Regions from separate parts of the Homo sapiens genome. Here region 2 is linked to region 1. Evidence: read pairs that join two places in POLR2A ChIA-PET (ENCODE). Cell type or tissue: Caco-2. All regions are shown on one strand. Each heading gives the region's core, and the rest is flanking DNA. Links, peaks and the distances in the headings are about the cores only.

Evidence for each region. ChIA-PET counts read pairs that join two places held together with the same protein. Peaks named below come from ENCODE experiments on the same cell type or tissue, not always from the same donor. Only the 100,000 strongest peaks of a DNase experiment are listed, where the experiment ranks them.
Region 2: POLR2A ChIA-PET joins it to region 1 with 19 read pairs; 2 of 35 experiments call an interaction of 5 or more read pairs at or near these places.

What each region holds. Positions count from the first base shown.
Region 1 is chr5:13,584,204-13,595,517 of GRCh38, reverse strand. No RefSeq gene overlaps it. Among named protein-coding and RNA genes, the nearest start is that of DNAH5-AS1, 270 kb to the left of the region's middle. In Caco-2, for the core only: no CTCF peak of the experiment used is centred there; no DNase peak of the experiment used is centred there.
Region 2 is chr5:13,495,937-13,507,250 of GRCh38, reverse strand. The region is part of intron 4 of LOC105374660 (a long non-coding RNA gene); the gene reads left to right. Among named protein-coding and RNA genes, the nearest start is that of DNAH5-AS1, 360 kb to the left of the region's middle. In Caco-2, for the core only: no CTCF peak of the experiment used is centred there; a DNase peak (open chromatin) is centred at 5,777.

The sequences.
Region 1 (11,314 bases), core at 4,388-9,387:
GGACTCCTCCTTTACTCTCAACCCTGATGGTGTTTTTTCTGTAGAAACATCCTTTGCCTTAGTCCAATCTGATGCCTATATTTTGGGTTCCCTTTGTTGGGCTTTATCATCAGTTTGATTCCATCAGTTCTATACCTTTGAGAAATTTCTCTTCATCTTGTTTGCTGGTGAAGACCTTTTCTGATTCTGCTGTAATTTATCCTCTGTTGTATTATATTCTGGTCACATCAGTGGGACATTGGTTTCCAAAAAAGGCAAAAGTATGTGATCTCTTGGCTATCTTCAGTTGGAAGTTTCCCTATTTTTTCTTCAAAATATCTGAATCAGACTCCCTTTGTGCAGACAATTTTCTCTATGTGTTGTTTTGAAATCTATTTCCCCAAAATTGTAATGAAATTCCAAGGGTTATATTTTATTTCTAATTTCTTATTATTGTTTGTAATTTGCAAAAGTTCAGTTTTCAGTTTCTGTCCTGTCAACGTTCATCTCAAGCCCAAAACTCATTTCTGAAGTGATTAGTGATGTAGAAAACACTTTTATGCCTGAATAAAACACATTCTAGAAAGCACATCCTGGAGAGTGGCAAATCCTTTGGATTAGGAAGAAAATTTCATTGTTTTTAAAAAATCTTTTGCTCAATCTGGATCATCCTTTTTTTTTTTTTAACACGGCATATTTGTTTGATACTGAGTGTTTTCTACTTACAAGATACAAACTTGACATGACAGACAAAATACTCTCCTACTTGATCTATAGCTATACTTTTATACTTTAACAGGCTTACTTGATGATTAACTAATTGTCCACATTTTTTTCATCTTCCAGTACCATGAAGAATTTTTAATTGCCATTCTTGTTCATTCTTTCCCATGGGATGGCTTTCATATACAAGAAGAAGGTCTTATGCTTCCTGTGTCCATCGTTTAACAAGAATACTTGAGTTTACGAAATTATCTATTACACTAAGATCTGGCTAAACACATTTCAGTAAATAAGGAGAATTTCCCTTGAATTTAAAGCTCTTAAATGATTTAGAGTTTTTTTTTTTGCCTCCTTTCCCACAAAAAAATTTTCTTTCCTGTCAAAACCAGTGAAAATAATTTAAGTCTAGACTAGTATGTTGCTAAGCTACTAGCAAAATATGGATACACCATTCTGGCTAAAGAATTCTTAACTTTTTAATGTTCTGACTATAGGGTGTTTGACTCTGCAAATTTCTTCTACTGTGGATTTTCCTTCTACAATATTAATAGTTACAACAGATTGCTGTCTTCCCACAGCAGGGACTTTGGCACCAAAAAGAGCTATGATGGCAGATGTACTCTCACCTCTCCCACATGTAGCACTTATTTCATGAGGAAAGTTCTAGGATTCAAAATTAAAGAAGCAATGGGTTTTGAAGAATGAGCCTCATACCAGCTGCTTAGCAACAACTCACCATTCTTTATTCTTTATAATCCTAATGAAAAAGAATTAGTACTCCATTTAAGACTGCTATTAATACATGATAATGTTGCTTTCCCTTGGGATAGCCCATATTATACAGTGCTGGCATGGTAACACTCTTTGGTGCTTGAGTCGTCTCTATACATTTGTGGTCAATGGCTGTTTATAGGCTGGGTGCATAGATGGAGTTCTGTCGGGAAAAAGAATTCTACTCAGATCAGACCTATCAACTAAAGAGACTCTAATGGAAAACTCTAGAGATGTAGCAAGATAGAGGGGAAAAAAAAACAGAGGATGTGGATCCACCCTGGGAGTCGCAGAGTTGGAAATTTGGGTCCTCCCACTGACTATGAAGCAGAGACCCAAGGAGCCAGGAAAAATCCAGTATTTAAGAATCAGATTTCTAGGACACAGAATGGTCACAAAAGAGTAGAAAGGGATGGGAGATGGGGGAGGGGAGGGCAAGCAGAGTGTAAGCTGCACACAGGTAATAGATTAGATGTTTTAAATAGGGTCCCTTTGTCATTTATCCTCATAACAGCAAGCTGACAGGCTGTGTTGCCATTTATAAATGAAGAAAGTAGACTTCAGACCCCTTACATCTGTCTAACGTCCAACAGGGAAGCAACAGTGGAGCTGGAATGCACTTGAATGTCCTCGAAGATGATGTTTTTATACTTTATGTAACACTGGCTTTAATATATTTTAACACAGGATCATGCTACTTTTATGCTGTAAATTATTCAGTAATTCTCTGTTATCTTTGAGATAATATCAGACTTTGTAGTTTAGCATGAAAAACCTGTCGGTATCTGGCCCCTTTTCCTCTTCAACTCATGTGTCGACCTCCCAACATCTGAACCTCTTCACATTTCCTTACTCCCCATCCACTCAGTTTTCACATTTCAGGATGTTTGTAAATGTTGCACATTTTCGTGGTACCCTTTCAATTCAGTTTTCACCTCTCACCATCTGATTTTGGTCTTTCAAAACTCAGTTCAGCTACAGTGTCACTTCCACCTGGAAATGTTCCAGGACCTCATGCATCCAATCTGGGTTAGGCACCTTTCTCCAAATTCACACAACGTAATTTGACAGTCACAGTCACAGAACTAACTGCATGGTGCTGTGTGCCTTTCTCACTGGACTGTGTTTGAGGGCAAAGATTGCTTTTTATTTATCTTTTTATCCCCCAGGCCTAGCTCCCCAGCTGGCATATGGAAGGCTCCACGCACTATTCATTGTTGAACAATGAATGAATACTCTGAATTATTGAGTCTTTAGCTTTTTTGCATACAATATTTACTTCTGGAGGGGAGAAGGGATACTAAATCCCCAATGCTCTAGGTACAGGTAACATACATGTGCAGTGTTACTTCAGAGGATGTGCTACAGCATCAAAGGATTCAATTTCCCAAAATAAAAGAATTCCTTTGATACAGAACAAAAGCAAGGGGACATTATTGAAACACATTTACCTTAAAGTTGAAGGAAGGCTAACTATCTGCTGAAGCACATCTGATACACCAGAATAGATGGATCTGCTAGATAAAGAATGAAGAGTGACCCTCAGGTAAAATATATGACAGGTTTTAGCTATCTGGATTGTGGGGGTGGGATAGGTTGGGAAACAGCCCTGGAGATATTTGAGGACAATAAGGAACAAAATGTGCAATAGAAAAAGTCAGTGGACCAGCCTGGCCAACATGGTGAAACCCTGTCTCTACCAAAAATACAAAAATTAGCCTGGTGTGACGGTGGGTACCTGTAATCTCAGCTACTCGGGAGGTTGAGGCAGGAGAATCACTGGAATGCGGTAGGCAGAGGTTACAGGGTGCCAAGATCACGCCACTGCACTCCAGCCTGGGCAACAGAGTGAGACTCTGTCTCAAACAACAACAACAAAAAAAGTCAATGAAAATTCAGATGATAGCCCAAGGACAGACATTTGAATTTCTCCCTCTTAGTTCTTACGTGTGTGTGTGTGTGTGTGTGTGTGTGTGTGTTGCGGGGCGGGGGCTCCATTTCAAAAGAGAGAAGAAAATTAGAGAGGATTTGAGCTAACAGGGGAAAGATGATATAGAATAGCAAGTCAGGAAGATAGAATTGGAGAAATGAGAAAACAAAAACTGAGAGCCAGAAAGAGGTGAGATTGTCCATTAGTGTTTCTCAAATATGGTGGAGAGAGGTTGGAAGGGCAGTGATATGTTGGAAAACTGCCCAGTAGAAAGAGGAAGTGATTCAGTCTTCTCCTATTCTGTATCTTGGCTTTGCCTGGTCATGCTTCTGTGGTTTTAACTGAATATTAGAGACTAAATGGGTTGGGCTAAAAACTGTTGAATGTTACATAGATGGGGCCAGCAGGCAAAACTATTTATTAGAATAGAAGTTGAAGGCAGTGGTGAACGAAGATTAAATAAAAACTGTCAATTTGGGCTATTGTTTAAAGCCTAATGGGTGTTATGAAATCTGCTTTTAGTTTCATGGTTTTCTCAAGGAAATTAAAATTAATTTTGTGAGCTTCAGGGTAAAAAGGAACTCAGGAAAAATGCAAAATTTTGTAAGTGTTTTTAAGTGTTGGGAACATTTTGTTATGTGGAATTAGGAACTTTACTTGACTAATAATGTGAGAACAGTAGCAACATTTTGGTGTATGTGGGTTTAAAAATATTATTCATAGGTAGCATATGCCATGGGGGACTTCAGAATATGAAATTAAAAAACATATTTTAAAAATTGTGGCAGAATTTGAGGGAAATAAGAATTTAACTTAAACATGTAAGCACCCCCATTCTTTTTTCCTAGTTATGGCATAAGGAGATTTTGTATAATTATAGTCTAGTGCTGTTGTGGAAGAAAGAAAATATTAACAAATCATTTTTTTTCTATGAAGTGAAGGAAACATCTAGAAAGCTTTTCAGCTACTTTACTTGCCAGACAGTAATAACATATGTAAGTTTAAATAAAGTACTGAAAGCTACTTTTGCCCTCTGATGATAAAGTATTTTGTTATGCCTTTCAATAGGTATTTAATTTTTCTTTTGGCAGTGGATAGAAAACCTCTCTTCTCCAATATGTTTAAAGCTTTGACAATTTTTCCTCAGTGGCTGCATTGTAGATTAGGAATTAACTTCCAGGGAATGTGGAAGAGGCCATATGCTAAGAACCTAAACCCTAAAGACCTGATTTTTGAATATGTTAACAGATTTGGTGTCCGCACTTAAACTTGGTTTGTAGAGTGGTAAAAATTGAGTCCAAGACCACCCTATTACTCTCCTTACCTGTGAAAGTTAGAATGCTAGAAGATTGTCTTTTCTTCCCCCTACTTTATTATCAACAGTATTCATAAAAGAGAGAAAATAAGTTACTACAAAAAAGCTACATTCTTCATTTGCATTATATTACTGTGTTTTCCTATACAGTATTTGATATGAGTGAAAATCAAGGGGTTATTTTAGAATAGAAACATACATCAGAATATGGGGGTATTGGAATTGTCAAACTATGATTATTTTTTTCTCTGGACAACTCCCGACTGTTAGGCAAGCCAATAAAGAGGTGAGTTTTGGACAAATAGAATGGTCTTGCTTTTCCTGTCTTCATTAACAGAGTAAAGATTTGCATCTCAAGATGAATTGTACTGTGTTTGTAGAGGCTCCCAAAGGTGCAAAGTACACCTATTGATAGGGTAGCAATATCATTTTCAAGAGAATATAAGGCAGTAGTGACTAACAATGAAGTGAAGTTCTGCAAACATGTTTTAAGAGCAATCAGGTAATTTTGGTCTATTTCTGTATTTTATCTGTTTTCTAAAATATGCGTCACCTTTATTAGATCACGAGCCTTTTGAAGTCACAGCCTATATCTTATGCATTTATGCATCTGCAATTCTTAGCACAATCCCTGGCACATGTGTATACTGAAGACAATTATTGTATAAAACTCATGCCTGGGTCCTATAGAAGAGGAGGCCTCCAGATGGAACTGAGGGACTCACAATACATTCTTGTTCACACCTAAGACTTCAGCTTCCTGAAAAGATAATCTCCCCACCAGAGAGTAAGATAGTCTCCACAACTTAGCCTCAGGCATGCAGGTTTGGTTTTCAGGGACTCAGGTGCACCTAGGGCAGTCCTGGAGGAAGAGGGTAGACAAAATCCCACAAAAGCAGATGTCAGAAACTTTGGAGATCATATGAAACTGGGTAGATTTACTCGTGTCTTTATGTGTGAGACTTGAAATTCCAGACATTCTTAGAGATGGATGAACTTTTTTTTTTTTTTTTTTGAGATGGAGTCTTACTCTATCACCCAGGCTGGAGTGCAGTGTCACAATCTTGGCTCACTGCAACCTCCATCTCTCGGGTTCATGCAATTCTCCTGCCTCAGCCTCCCAAGTAGCTGGGATTACAGGTGCCTGCCACTACGCCCGGCTAATTTTTGTATTTTTAGTAGAGAAGAAGTTTCACCATGTTGTCCAGGCTGGTCTCATACTCCTGACCTCAAGTTATCCGCCCGCCTCAGTCTCCCAAAGTGCTGGAATTACAGGCGTGAGTTACCACGCCCAGCTGAGATGGATGAACTTTTAAGGGTTTAACTGTTAATGGTTGGTGTTTTATGTGAGGCAAGAATCTGAGATATCTGGGTTATTGCTATTAACACAATTCCTTTCTACTCGTGGACTGTGTAATGTACAGAAACTTCCTGATACTTCATAATAGGCTTTTTATTTCGACTTCCTAGGTGCTGGACCTCCCTTTATTTATTTATTCAGAGAAACTTTCAAAAGGCGTATGAGATTTTTATTTTAAACAGCAGGGTAAACCTAGGTTATGAAGAGATTAATATTGTTACTACATATTGGTATTGACTGGACTATTTGCTCTTAATTATAGAATCTTGGCTTCCTATTTACTTTGGCCTCATTGATCTGGGACAAACAGCATTGTTAATGAGGATGGTTCTCGTCATTAAATCCCTGAAGTTCTTGCCTTAGCATCTGCTTTCCTTAAATAGTTGTTGTTTTCTAACACACTAATGCCACTAATTGCAGTATTGAGGGTTAATAACATTCAAATGAGTCCATTGATTTACACAAATCAATTTGTGTGCAAACTGTTGATAGAAAACATTAACAGAAGAGTAGAGATTTTTTTACTTAAGAAAATGGGATTTATACACACTGAATTTATAAAACTGATTACTAAATAATGGTTTGATTATAAGAAAATTCTCCATATTTTAAATATTGATTACCAAAATATATTTAAAAATATAATTCAAAAATTGTTTCTTTTGTAGAGTTTTCTACATTAAAATAACCTCTAATTCCTGTGAAGACAGTCAAAGATAATCAAAACAATGTCAGAAAGTACCCAAAATATCTAACTACATTTAGAAAATACATTAAGAAATGCTGCGTTTTTCTATTGCAAAGGCACAATATTTTCTTGACATTAAAATACTATCTACATAGACATGCTGTTAATTATGGCAGTTTGAAAAAAGAGAAATACTACTATGAACATATACATTATGATGTAAGTGCTGCATTCAGAAATGTAACGTGTGTAACTATGTGCTTATTAAAACCTTAGTACTTGTAAATTAACTTCAGGAATTGTAGAAAACTTAAAGAAATGGAGAAATATGCTATATCCTGGAGGGAAAGACTAAATAAAATAATGATATCATGTTTTTTAAAATTAATCTAAAAATGATGTTGAAATAAAGACAAGAAATTTGTAGGGAACAAATTAATGCTTAAGTTTACTACAAACAGTAGCCAAAAAATTTGGAAGTTTGAAAAAAATTCCTGCTGAAGTGGAGGTAATGTTTTTTAATGGGTTATGATTATAAAAATAGATTTCTTTCATTTCTAAAAATAATGAGTGGTCACACAGGTCAATGAAACAAAACAAAGTACAGAAATATTATATGTACTTATGCACACAAATGACAACTGTATATATCCATATATATGGAATGAGAAAATTTTGTAGGTGATAAAATTTGTAGTTCAAGCCAGGCTAGAAAAGTCAAATTATTTAATAAGTGATAGTAAGATAGCTAAGCATTCATCTGGAAAAAAAACAATGACTATATAATGACATATTTCAATATTAATTGCAAATGGATTAAATATATAATTGTAAGAAAATTATATGAAATTATAAACACTCTAAAAGAAGATATGGGAAGACAAATTTATAATCTTAGGGTGTGAAAGTCCTTCCTAAGCATGACTGAACACCAAAAAGATAAAATGAAAATAGCTGAATGATTGGATTATATAAAGATTAAATGCTTGCCTATAGAAAAAGACACCATAAACAAAGTTAAAAGACTAAAATTAGAATGAGTAAAATATATGCAATACGTACTACAAAAGAAGACCAACAGTACTGACAAATCAAGGGTTCCTACATATGAAAAATAAGGACAATATGCAAAAATGCATAGAGAAAGAATTACAAATGGCCAGCAAATAAATGAAAAGAACATCAGACATTATCAATCAGAGAATTAGAAATTAAGGCAATTGAATTCTATATTTATTCTCCCTTTTGGCTTATCAGGGTATAAAAGTTTATTAAAAAAACTATTATATCTAGTTGGTAATGCTGTAGCAAAACGGGCCATTATACTGTTTGTTGGTGTTATAAATTTATATAGCCAATATAAATGGCTATATAAATAGCTTTGGGGGTGTCTTTGGCTGCCTTTCTTGCATTTAATGGGTGCAGCAAACCAACATGGCACATGTATACATATGTAAGAAACCTGCACGTCTAAGTACCCTAGAACTTAAAGTATAATAATAATAATAATAATAATAATAATAATAATAAAAGAATATCTACCTTGAGAACTAAGTTCCACATAAATACTTGCTGTCCTGTGGTTCCCCTGTAGAAGCATGGGATCGGTACCTACTCAAATTTGGTGCAGATATCTAGATGCCACGCATGTGACAAGAGAATATGAAAAAAAATTATTACATAATGAAGCTTTTTGAGGAGAGCAGAGCAGGCTCCCAAGCAGTGTGACATAGCTTGAGAGAGCAAAGGGGAGTGAGTGGCAATGGGGAACAATACACGCTGGGGCCTGTCAGGGGGTGGGGTGGAGGGAGGGAGAGCATTAGGAAATGTAGCTAATGCATGCATGCTGGGCTTAATACCTCGGTGGTGGGTTGACAGGTGCGGCAAACCACCATGGCACACGTTTACCTATGTAACAAACCTGCACATTCTACACATGTACCCCGGGACTTAAAATAAAAATTAAAATTAAAAAGAGGAGTGAGTGTCTTGGAATTTAATTGTAGTTAGCAGGTTCTTGTGTGGGGCCAGGGCTTGCATGAATTGAATTTCCCACTGGCACAAGGGAAGAGAAAGCATGGGCTTTTCTTTCAGCTTCCCCAGATGTGGGGCAAGAGGGGAAGAGGGTGGTGGCATGAGGCTTGAAAGCTGTCAGCAGTCAAACATCCAGAAATCGATAAAGACTCTTCATTATACTTGCATGTAAACTCAGAGAGACATTTATTAGGACATTCACTAGAGTGTTGCTTGTAATAAAGGGAGCATAGAAACAATGTAAATAGATCCTGGTCCACTTACATTATGGAATACTATGGAGTAAGAAAAAAATACACAATGGGGTAATTGTGGGGTTATTGATATGGGAAGATTTCCATCATTTGTTATCAAGCTAAAAGAATATATGTGTGTATAGTAGAATCCAACTTATACAAAAAATAAAATGCAATTTCTATACAATGTTTTGTATGTGATTTATATAAAATCAGGATTATTCAGAGGACTACTTAGGATGGGTGTTGATTTGAAGAAAGACGAAACCCAGCATACAATTAAGGAACTATGTATACTTTTACCATGTTTGTTGGAGGAAACAAAGCAAAGCAAAACACAAGATTAGGTGGAGATGAGGTAACTTAGGATGCATTCATAGCATTCGGTAAATAATGCATCAAAACTTTGGAAATTCCCATCATCCTTTATCTACCCCATTTTCACCTAATGTTGCAGTAACTTTCTAATTTTTTCTCCTCCAGGGTTCCTTCGAACCCTCTGAAGTTCAGCTCGCCAAGGTCATTTTTATATCTTTAGGATTTTCTCTCTTTTCTATGCAGTGTTTTCCTCTCTCTCTCTTTTTTTTTCATCAGCTCATTTCTCCTTCCTACATGAAAAGTCCGCTACCTCTCTAAATGCCTCTCTCCCTCATTTGCAACTCCCACTACCTCAACATAAGCCGCACAAATTTTTGGTATTTTTTAAACAAATATTTTAAAGGAAGTTTATAAACACACGCAGTATATACAGTTTTGTAAATCTGGGATCTGTTTAACATTTTTTTAAATTTAACATGAGAGCATCTTTCCCTATAACATTATATAGTCTGCCCAACATGAAAACATGTTGTATACTGTCTTGTCATAACAATACTGTAACCATAATCAGATGAGTAAACTTTAGTCAAGCAGAATTTAAGTAGCTTGCCCAAAGTCAGGAAGTTAGCAAGTAGACGAGCCACAGCTGACCCCAAGCAGTTCTGCCTCCAGGGAAAGGTCAGAACTCGAGCTCTATCCTTCCTTGGGGGTAAACTCCATTTGTGCTTTGGCATTAGCCTAGGGACTTTTTTATTTATTTTATTTTATTTTTTATTTTTTTGAGACAGAGTCTCACTCTGTTACTGAGGCTGGAGTGCAGTGCTGTGATCTTGGCTCACTGCAACCTCCGCCTCCCGGGTTCAAGCGATTCTCCTGCCTCAGCCTCCCGGGTAGCTGGGATTACAGGCATGCACCACCAGGCCTGGCTAATTTTTGTATTTTTAGTAGAGATGGGGTTTCACCATGTTGGCCAGGCTGGTCTTGAACCACTGACCTCAGGTGATCCACCCGCCTTGGCCTCCCAAAGTGCTAGGATTACAGGCGTGAGCCACTGTGCCTGGCCACCTAGGGAATACTTAAATTTTTCAACCTTATTTTATTTTATCAGTAAAGGATGTCTTATTGGGGAACTTACAGACAGAAGCTTGGTCTTGGGCATTTGCAGGACAGATCTCTGCACAGCAACCCCACCACACCCAGGGCTTGTATACCACAGGGAAAGGAGTACATGGTCTGTACAAGGCAATTAAAGACAACTCTCTAGAACAGGCAAGAATGCTGTGTGTCATAGCCTACAGTTTGTGCAATAATATCAAGGTTGGGTTGCTTTGATCCAAAACAGGAGTACATGTTCTCACACTACGCACACTAAATAAAGTAGAAATCAGGAGGTATTGTAGGGACTGAGGCTAATCAGAAGTCAACATGGCAGACTAGCATCCAAGATGGAGTCACTTTTGTCTCCACAAGTGGCTAGAAGTAATTAGGAAGTCACTGGTAAGCACTTTGAGCTGTGTGATTTCGACTTTTCTTTTAGATACAGAGGTACACACACAGGTGGCACACTTGCAGGTTTGCTACATGGAAATGTTGCATAATGCTCTGGTTTGGGGTGCAGATCCTGTCACCCACAAAGAAAACAAAACACCTTAGAATACAGCTAACCACAGGGGTGAAAAATCTCTACAAGGAGAACTACAAAACACTGCTGAAAGAAATCAGAGATGACATAAATAAATGGAAAAACATTCCATGCTCATGGATTGAAGGAATCTGTATCATTAAAATGCTTATACTGCCCAAAGCAATTTACAGATTCAAAGCTATTCCTATCAAACTATCAATGCCATTCTTAACAGAATTAGAAAAAAAAATTCTAAATTTCACATGGAACCAATAAAGATCCTGAATAGCCAAAGCAATCCTAAGTAAAAAGCAAAGCCAGAGGCATCATATTATC
Region 2 (11,314 bases), core at 2,742-7,741, 87 kb after region 1:
AGCACAAAAGCATCCACAGACAACGTCTCAATGAATACATGTGGCTGTGTTCCAATACAGCATTTGAACAAAAACAGGAAGGTGCCCTGATTTGGCTGCAAGCCATAGTTCATGGACCCCAATCTAAGTAATCTCAATCCTATGCTTTAACACCCTTTAAATTCCAGCAATCCATAAATGTGTAACACAGGCTCCAGCTGTGTATATCTAATTTCCTACTTGATATCTCTACTCGGATATTATTCATACCACTCTCAAACCTAACATTCCTAAGACAGAATTTCTGATTCCCTCCTCCCTGTGCAAATCTGCTCCCTCCCTAGCATTTCTCACCTGGCTAAATGGCATCTTTGTCCCATCCAGTTGCTCAAGCCCAAAGGAGTCATCTTTATTTTTTGCTTTTTGTAACATTCCTTCACCAATTTATCAGCAGCACCATTGACTCTACCTTTAAAATACATCCTAAATCAAACTGCCTGTCACAGTCGCTGCTTCTACGCCTCTACTCCAAGACATAATCCCCTCTTGCCTGAACTCCTTCAGTAGCTTCTTAAGGGCTCTCCTTTCTTCCACTCTTAACCTAATCCCCAGCCAGTAAAACACCATCAAGGTTTCTTATCTCCTCCGGAGTTTTAAATTCTCATATCTTTATTATGGTTCTAAAGCCCCATGGAGTCTGTTTCCTGACCTTCTCTCTCCCATATTTTCTACAGTTACTCACTTCTTGCTTTGCCACACTGGCCTTCTTGCTATGTCTTCAACCAGCAGAGCCTGCTTCTATCTTAGCACTGTTGCACTTGCTTTTCACTCTGCCTGGAAAGCAAATCCTTGAGGTAATTGCATACATCTCTCCCACTTCCTCAGCATGGCCCTACCTGACCACCCGCCCTAAATAAGATAATGCCCTCCTGATTCTCTCTCCTCTGTTGTAGGTTGCTAGGAGCCACAGTGTGACTGCCTGACACTATTTTGCACATGCATTAATTTATTATTTGACTCTTCTACTAGAATGCAATCTTTGCGAGTCAGGGACATTCCCATTTTGTCACTGTGATGTCCCTGTTTCTATAAGAGTAGGTGGCATGCAGCAGGTATTCAATAAATATTTGTTGATTGTCTGAATATATAAATGAATGAATGAATGAGGAAAGAAAAATACATTTCTTTTCCTTATAACCTTATAGTCCACTGGGGTGATTCAGAGAAGTCAGTAGTGAAATAGCATGGGAAGATCCTTAATAAGAATGGGACAGGGGATTATGGAACTCCATGCTGCCCTTAGATTTTGGTTGCCAGAATCATCTTTTTAGAGAATGCAAAATCTTAACTGAGAATTTAATGTTGAATAGTAGTTAACCATGTTAAGAGAGGCATGGACCTTTGGGTATGCTGTGACTAAGAGAAGGCAGGGAAGCCGAGCTAACTAAAAATCTGAATGTGATTTTTTGCATTACTCCTCTCTTATCTTAATTAATATTTAATGCCTACTTTTTACTAATCTTCAGCTAAGGAAATTGTTTAACTGACTCATAATATTGTATGTCTGATCATTGAGTTGCAATTGTCCCTGCCGGGACAAGAGCTATGAAATTGGTGACATTTATAGTGGTCAAAATTTTCTGTTGGTAACACACTGGCAAGTCACATCTCCTACTTGGTAAGGCCCTGGGGCAGTGATTTAGATGTGATAATTACCTTCATTCTCTGTCCTCACCTTAATGAATCATTCTGTCCTGGGGAGACTCAATTGTCTTGGATTGTCATGGCAACCTTACCATAATGGGGAAAAAGGCCTAAACTTTGAGAAAAACAAGATTAATAAGATTAAGCCATCATTCCTTCTCCTGCTTTGCCAGAAATGCAATTTTGTCACACTTTTTACCTGCAAAATATACACCACAAGATTTTTTTTTTTCAATTTAAATGTGCCAATGCTTTTAGCATGTCCACATTCTCATTTCAAGCTTTGTGAAACTGGCAGGGGTGGGAATTATCCCCATTTTACTTGGGTTAAGTTGTTTTCCTTTCTCCTGCTGATGGCATCCCTTAGCACCTGTTTGAAAACCCAAAAAGAATTAATTAATGAGACATTTCACATTGACAAAATATTACATAATGGCATCTAAAGTAGAGCTTAATCATACTAATGCATTTCCCACAATAGACAGTGGTACTTTTCAGTAATTTCAGAAATGGTTCAAGACAGGTATTCACAGCCAGACTAGGCAAACCATGCTGTTCATTTCAAACACATGGTATGAGGATTGTAAATTACATCAGGCCATTAAATTTTACTTCTCACCTGCTGAAAGGATATGGGAAACACTTCATATTCAATCTTTCAAAAACTGCATCACTCTTTCAGACAAATGATGTCAACTCATATGTCAGTGAAATGGATCCCATATGAATCTCTAAAGAAAAAATTTATTGGGTATTCAATTGGCAAGGGAATACAGGTATAATATGCTTAAACTAATAAAAAATAAACTATTTTGAAAATAAGAATTGCTCTTAGTTATTTTATTTTTATTAATTTAAAAACAGATTCCACAGATTTTGGACAACACTTATACCCCCAACTCATTTATGATCATTGTTAGGAACCAGATTGTGTCCCCTCAAAATTTATATATAGAGCCCTAATCCCCAGTGGGGCCGTATTGAGAGATAAAACCTTTAAAGGGATAGGGTAGGTAAGGGTAGCTCCCTAACCAATAGAACTAGTGTCTTTAAAAGAGGAAGAGACACCGGAGAGCTCTCTCTCTCTCCACCATGTGAAGACACAGCAAGAAGGCAGCTGTCTGCAAGATAGGAGGAGAAGCCTCACGGGAAACCAACCCTGCCAGCACCTTGATCTTGGACTTCCAGTCTCCAGAACTGTGAGAAAATAAATTTCTGGTGTTTAAGACACCCCATCTGTGGTATTTTCTATGGCAAAATACACCCCAAGCAAGACTAATATAATCATGTTGGGGATAGAAAGTACATACCGTATATGAGTTGTACTCTCAATGACCGTATGTCACAGATTTAATATACTTATAGAATTCCAAGAGTAATATGCTTATTTGTTGAACACTAAGATATGACAGACTTTTTCTGTATATCTTAATTCTAAACCAAAAAAAAATTACAAATGAAATCCCTGGATGGCTCTCTTCTGAATATTGTGAGATATATCTGATGGTTGACACATGGGCCACAGGAAGGTTGACCAACTGTCTGGTTTGGGACTTTTGGTGCTAAAACCAGGGATGTCCCAGACAAACTAGTACCAGTTGGGCACTCTGGCAAAGGCCTGTGCCTTAGTCATCATGGTCACTAGGCAAGTGAGTTCAGAGTGGTGGGACTTGTAATAGGGATTTTTAGTCAGGATCTTGTCAGGGTTGAATACTCAGACCAATTTTTAAAGAGAGATTTTAATGCAAAGAATTGCATTAATACGGAATTGTTGACTAGGAAACTGAAAAGGCAACCCCCCCCGCCCCCAAATATAGAGTAGTATATAGAGTAGCACCTGCAAGAAACAGACAGCATCCCTGGGGCTTGGGAATAAAAGGAAGAAGTTGGAGTTACTAAAATTTAGATGCTTAGATGAGTGGTGCCATTGGGCTGGGACTCAAGAGTCCTGAGAAGGGAGAGCTACTTGGCTGGTTGGTACTGACTCTGCTGGGGACCAATGGGACTAATTGTGCAAATGGAAAAATTGCAAACTGGAACCAACTGCTACTACCAGAATGAAGTGCCACTGCCAGGGTGAAGGAGATTTGCTTGAGTGATGCTGATAGGAGCAGAAGTCACAGAGAAGGACAGTGTCTCTTTTTATTCCTCAAAGCTTGCAGTCTCTTTCTAGATTCCCTTTGAAATAATCCAACAGGAAGCAGCCAAGAAAGCAGATGCTGGTTTACAGACTCCTAGTCCAGCATCATAAAACAGAATATAGAACGATTGGTTTGTGTTAAGACACTAGCTTAGTAACTGGCCTCAGGGGTAGGGGGTGGTTAATGAAACACAGGAAAAGTGTTCAAAAGGTGCTGGACAGCAACAGATATGACAAACATCCACTACAAACTGATAATCTGTAACAAAGCCTCTGCACTCTACGCCAAGGGAGGAGGGCTGAGGCACCCTTAGCCAGCAGTCAAAAAATGCTCTAAAAAGTGTAGCAGCTGTTTAGAAGCTGAAGAGACAGGCAGCAAGAAGTATCAGCTGGCAACAAAAGAGGAGGCAAGAATTTAAAAGCTGAGTACTGCTGAGGATATCGTGTGTGGGAGCAGTCAGCCTGTTTATTTCAATACCCATTAAAAGAAACAGGGAGAGAAGAAGGGAGCTACTTTTGTGCCAGGTACCATGCTAAGTCATTTAATGTGCTATGATGGAGGCATTATTTGCCATTTTGTGAAAGAGGAAACAAAGTCTTAAAGAAATGAACTATCATGATCTGGGTCAAATCCTTACATCACTTGTGGAGCAAGAATTTGAATCCAGGTTTGTCTGGCTTAACCCATTGCAGTAATTGATGGTTATAAGAGTGGTCTTAAAATAACAGCAAGCCCTCGGCTCTATAACTTCTCCTCTTTCTCCCACTCCCACAGAAGGGAGGGATCCTGGTAGGTAACAAAGGAAAGAATGGAGCTACAATAGACATAAAAATTAGAAGAAAGAAAAATTTCACTATCAAGGAAATACAGGAAGCTCCCCATTTTTTTTTCTAGGTGCATGGGTATGAGATTCCTGACTAGAGCAGTTAAATGATATGAATCTAACAGTCTTGGAGGAGGCAAGTTTATTGGAAAGTTTTCTTCCCAGTGAGTGGGCTTGGGAGAGGTGTCTTCTCTTAGTTTTTGCTCTAATTTTAGTTGGCAAGATTAGATAGGGACCCAATTTTGTGCTGGGTTTATCTTCCACAAAGGAAGCAGAAGCTAGAAGACTAAGACCAGATTAGAATAAGCTCTATGGAATAGGCTTTAGAAATCTTGTTCCACCTAAGTCTCTGAGTTCTATGTAAAGATGAATTGTAAGTTTCTGCATTGGCCAGTCCATGCCACTATGGTAGGTTCCTCAGTCTATTTTCTGTGGCTCTAACAGAATACCATAGACTGGGTCATTTATAAACAATAGAAATTTATTTGGCTCACAGTTCTGCAGGCTGGAAAATCCAAGAACAGGATCCCAGCATCTGCTCAGCGTCTTGTGAGGGCCTTCTTCCTGCATTAATATATGGCAGAAGGACAAGAGAGTGCACTCAAGAGCAAGAGAGTACCCATTTAAAGGCATTAAACCCACACACGTAGACAGAGCCCCCATGGCCTAATCACCTTGTAAAGGCTTCATCTCTTACTACTGTCACAATGGCAATTAATATCAACATGAATTTTAGAAGGGGCATTAAAACTATAGCATTTTTCCCTTGGACTCTTAAAACTCATGTTCTTCTCACATACAAAATACATTCATTCTATCCCAATAGCCCACAAAGTCTTAACTTATTTAAGCACCAACTCAAAAGCCCAAAGTCAGGCTGGGCGCTGTGGCTCACACCTGTAATCCCAGCACTTTGGGAGGCCAAGGTGGGTGGATCACCTGAGGTCAGGCATTCGAGACCAGCCTGGCCAACATGGTGAAACCTCGTCTCTACTAAAAATACAAACAAAATAGCCTGGCGTGGTGGCACGTGCCTGTAGTCCCAGCTACTCCAGAGGCTGAAGCAGGAGAATCACTTGAATCTGGGAGGCAGAGGTTGCAGTGAGCAGAGATGGCGCCATTGCACTCCAGCATGGGCAACGAGAGTGAAACTCCATCTCAGAAAAAAAAAAAAAAAAAAAAGCCCAAAGTCTTGTCTAAATAAGATACAGATAAGACTCAAGGCATGATTCATCCTGAGGCAAATTTCCTCCAGCTGTGAGCTTATGAAATCAAAACAAGTTATCTACTTGCAAAATACAATGATGGGATAGGCATAGGATAGACATTATCAATCCAAAAAGGAAAAGGAGGCAAGAAAGGAGGGATAACTGGTCCCAGTTAAGTCCAAAACCCAATGGGGTGACCAACATTACATTTTAAGGCTCTAAAATAATGTCTGTGACTCCATGTCTCACATCCTGGGCATAGCTGGTGGGGGTCCGCCCCCAAGGACTTCAGCAGCCCTGTCCCTGTGGCTTTGCTGGACTCCTCCCACCCAGCAGCTCTCACAGGTTTGTGTCTCGTGCCTGCATCTCTTCCAGGCTGGCACTGTATGCTGCTAGCCTAACAGCTCTGGAGTCTCTGAGGTAGCCTTATTCCCACAACTCCACTAGGCAGTGCCCTAGTGGGGATTCTCTATGTTGACTCTGACCCTGTATTTCTGCTTGGCATTGCTCTAGCAGGGGCTCTCTGCAGTGGCTCTATCTCTGCCACAAGTCTCTGCCTAAACCCCCAGGCTGTCTACAATGTCCTTTGCAATGTAGATGGAGACAGCCATGCCCCTACAGCTCTTGCATTCTGTGCGTCTGTAGAATTAGCACCACATAGATGCTTCCAAGTCTTACTGCTTATACCTTCCAAGTGGTGGGTCAAGCCACACATGTGCATACTTGGGCCATGGCTAGAGTAGCTGAAGAATGTGCACTGAAATGTTGGAAGCAGCCTTGAAGTGGCCCTGGGCAGTGAGTCCATGGAGGGTATCCTGGATTCTTCTCCCAAAACCAGCCTGCCCTGCTAGAGCTCTGGGCCTGTGATGGGAGGTATAGCCTTGAAGATCTTTGAAACGACTTAGAGGTCTTCCTTTTATTGTCTTAATGAATAGCACCTGTCTGCCTTCTATCAATACTAGTCTCTTTGGCAAATGGTGGCTTGACCACACCCTTAGTTTGCTCTCCTAAATGTGCCTTTTCACTCTTTAAATAGCTAGGCTGTGGATTTTCCAAATTGTTTTGTTCCATCTTTAAGCCATTTCCTTCTAGTCACATTTTATTGTATGTGGATAAAAGTAGCCACTGTACTTTGCTGCATACATATTTCTTCTACCAGAAATCCTAATTCATCACTCTTAAGTTCTGCATTTCATGAAGTCCTTGGGCATGGACACAATTCACCCAGGTTTTTGTGCAATTGTATAATGAGGATGGCCTTTATTTCAGCTTTCAATATCTTCTTCCTCATCAGAATGGCCTTTTCTGTACATATTGCTACCAAAATTCTGACCATGCCACTTAAGTAATCTCTAAGAAGTTCAGACTCTTCCTACACCTCTCTCCTCTTCTGAGCCCTCATCTGAATCACCCTTAATGCTCCATTTATAACAATATAGGCTTTTTCTAGTCTGCTCCTGCAAACTCTTCCAGCCTCTGTTCCGAAGGTCTTTCCACATTTTCAGGTGTCTGTTACTGTAATAATCCCAACACTCAGTACTAGTTTTCTCTTAGTCTGTTCTCCTAGTCTGCTGATATAACAGAATACCACAAACTAGGTAATTTATAAACAATAGAGATTTATTTGGCTCATAGTTTTGGAGGATGAAAAGTCCAAGAACACGGTGCTGTCACCTGCTTGGCACCTGCTTGCTGTGTCCTAACATGGCCAAAGGGCAAGGGTGCGGGATACGGTTTGGCTCTGTGTCCCCACCCAAATCTCACCTTGAATTATAATTCCCATAATCCCCAAGTGTCAATGGTAGGACCAGGTGGAGGTAATTGAATCATGGGTGCAGCTTCCCCCATGCTGTTCTCCTGATAATGAGTTAGTCTCACAAGATCTGATGATTTTATAAGCGTCTGACATTTCCTCTGCTCGCACTCACTCTGTCCTGCTGCCCTGTGAAGAATGTGCCTGCTTCTTTTTTGTCTTCCATCATGATTGTAAGTTTCCTGAGGCCTCCCAGTCATGCTGAACTGTGAGTCAATTAAACCTCTTTACTTTATAATTTATCCAGTTTGGGGTGTTTCTTCATAGCAGTGTTAGAACAGACCAATACAGTGCATGAGGGCAAAAGAGAATCTACTCCCCAAAGCCTCCCTTTTAGAGGAATTAAACCTACCCATGGGCGGGGGGAGCCCTCATGGCCTAATCACCTCTTAAAGGCTCCACTGCCTAATACTGCAACAATGGCAATTAAATTTCAACATGAGATTTAGAGGGGACATTAAAATCATAGCATTTGGTAAATCCTCTAGAGTTAAGACAGCCATTTGGCTAGAGTACACAGGAACTTGAGTGTGGTGGCGGATACTGACAAGGGGTGGATGCAGAAAAGAATAATTTACCATTATGCTTGCTAACTCCATTTAAGAAAGCAGGAAAGGGTAAACCATATTTTAGAACTTTCTCACGACCATTTATTTGGTTATTAAATAAGATTCAGCTAAATGAAAAATCCATGACAGATCATATGTAAGGTCACAAAACAAGTTTTAACAAATTTAAGAAGATGTAAATAATATCAAATATCTTTTTCTGAATGCAATGGTATAAACCTAGAGATCAGTAATAAAAGAAATTTCAGAAAATACATAATTATGTAGAAATTAAACAACAGGTTCTCAAAGAATCAATGGGCCTGTTATCAAAAATATCATGAGATCTACAGAGGAGGCAAAGAGAAACTTTATTTTTCAATAAAATATGATTCACAAATCTGGATAACTTGACCTGGGAGAAACCAAGAGTATATGCTCCACCAAAAATGGGGGAAAATCTGAACTTTATGCCTTGCAAGATTTGCTTAGTACACATAGTCAGCTAGGAGTGGGGAGTTTAGGAATATTTATAAAGGTGAGCAAATATTTGCATAGTGAGAAAACATTTAGGAAACATACATAAAAGCCATGTTCACTTTGGGGTGGAGTTTTAACAATAAAATAGGTGGAATTTGGCTTTTACCTCAGGAGGTCTTTTGCAGGACATAAGAAAAGTCTATGTGCAGACTTTGGCTGCTGGCCAAAACTTTCTGTGGTGTTTTTGCAGGAGAAAGTTACTAAAATCAGTTTCTTGTCCAATCAAGGCTGTAGTTATAACTTGTGAAATTGAATGGGATTGGTCAGTCGTATCTGGTGATCAATGAGTGGCAATTATTTTGTACTGTTTATCTTGAGGCCATTGCTTGCTTAGCTGCTAGAGAAAAAGAAAAAGTCTTATGGCAGTTAGAACACAGTTTATTCTTTAAATGTAAGGGTTTGTAACAACCTTTGCTTGGCATAGCCTTAGGTCTTATTTACAATTTGTTATCTTATGACCACAAAGAGTCCATTCCATCAGACTTATTATCTTTATTTTAACAAGTCAAAGACAAAAATCAAAGGTAGATTAAAAGTATCTTTAGATAAATGAAAATGGAAACATAACATAACAAAACTTATGGGACCCAGCAAAAGCATTTCTAAGAGGGAAGCTTATAGCAATGAACCCCTACATCAAAACAGAAGAAAAATACCAAATAAACAATCTAGTACTATATCTCAATGAACTAGAAGAGGAATAACAAACTAAGTCCAAAATTAATAGAAGGAAATAATAAAGATTGGAGCAGAAATAAATGTAATAGAGACTAGAAAATCAATAGAAAAGATCAACACAAGTAAAAGCTGGTTTTTTTTGAGAGAAACACAATGAACAAATCCTCAGCTAGATTAAGAAGAAAGGGAAGACTCAAATAAATAAAATCAGAAATAAAAGAGGAAACATTATAACTGATACCATGGAAGCACAAAAGATCACGAGGCTACTATGAACAGTTATACACTAATACATTGTATAACCTAGAAGGAATAGAGATACCTTTTTAGACACATGCTACTTAACAAGACTAAATCATAAATAAATAGACATCTGAACAGACTAATAATGAGTAAGGAGACAGAATTAATAATAAAATGTCTTCCAAAAAAATTAGCCAGGCGCCATAGTGGGCGCCTGTAGTCCCAGCTACTCGGAGGCTGAGGCAGGAATGGCGCGAACCCAGGAGGCGGAGCTTGCAGTGAGCCAAGATCGCGCCACTGCACTCCAACCTGGGCGACAGAGCGAGACTCCGTCTCAAAAAAATAAAATAAAATAAAATAAAATAATAAAATAATAAAATAATAGAAGGTCTTCCGTCAAAGAAAAAGCCCAGGGCTTGATAGGTTCACTGCTGAATTATCCCAAATACTTAAAGAAAGCAATTCTTCTCAAACTCTTCCAAAAAACTGAAGAGAAGGAAATACTTCCAAACTTGTTTCAAGAGGACAACATTATCCTGATACCAAAGCCAGGCAAAGACAGCAAAAGAAACAAAAATTGCAGGCTGATATTCCTAATGAATATAGATACAAAAGTTATTTACAAAATACTAGCGAAGTGAGCTCAACAACACCTTAAAAAGATCATTTAAAATTATCAAGTGAAATTCATTCCTGGGATGCAAGGACAAGTTCAACATATGCAAATCAATAAATGTGATACACCACATTAACAAAATTAAGGACAAAACCATGTAATCATCTCACAGAGGCAGAAAAGGCATTTGACAAAACACAAGATCTTTCATGCTAAAAACTCTTAAGAAATTAGGTATGGAAGGAATTTAGCTCAGCACGATATAGGCCATATATGACAAGCCTGTAGCTAACATCGTACTCAACAGTAAAAAGTTGAAAGCTTTTCCTTTAAGATCAAAAACAAGATAAGGATGTCCACTTTTACCACTTCTATTTAACATAATACTGGAAGCCCTAGCTGAAGCAATTAGGTAAAAGAAGGAAATAAAAGGCATCTAAATTGGAAAGAAGAAAGTAAGTTGTTTTTCTGTTTGCAAATGACATACTCTTATAAATAGAAAACCATAAAGACTCCACAGGAAACTATTACAACTAATAAATGAATGCAGTAAAGTTGCAGGATTCAAAACCAACATAAAAATTTTTCATATTTCTCTACACAATGAGTTATCCATAAAGGAAATAAAGGAAACAATACCCTTCACAGTAGCTACAAAACAACAACAAAAACCAACAATCAACTTACAAATAAATTTAAGCAAGGAGTTGAAAAATTGTATACTGAAAACTATGAAATACTAATGAAAAAAGTTAAAGAGGACATAAATAAATGGAAAGATATCTTGTGTTCATGGATTGGAAGAATTGGTATTGTTAAAACACTTATACTACCCAAAGCAATCCACAGATTCAATGCAATTTCTATGAAAATTCCAATGACATTTTTCAGAAATAGAAACAATAATTCTAAAATTTGTATGAAACCGCATAAGACCCTGAATGACCAAAGCCATCATGAACAAAAAGTACAAAGCCAGAGGAATCATACTACCTGATTTCAACATCTACTACATAGCTAT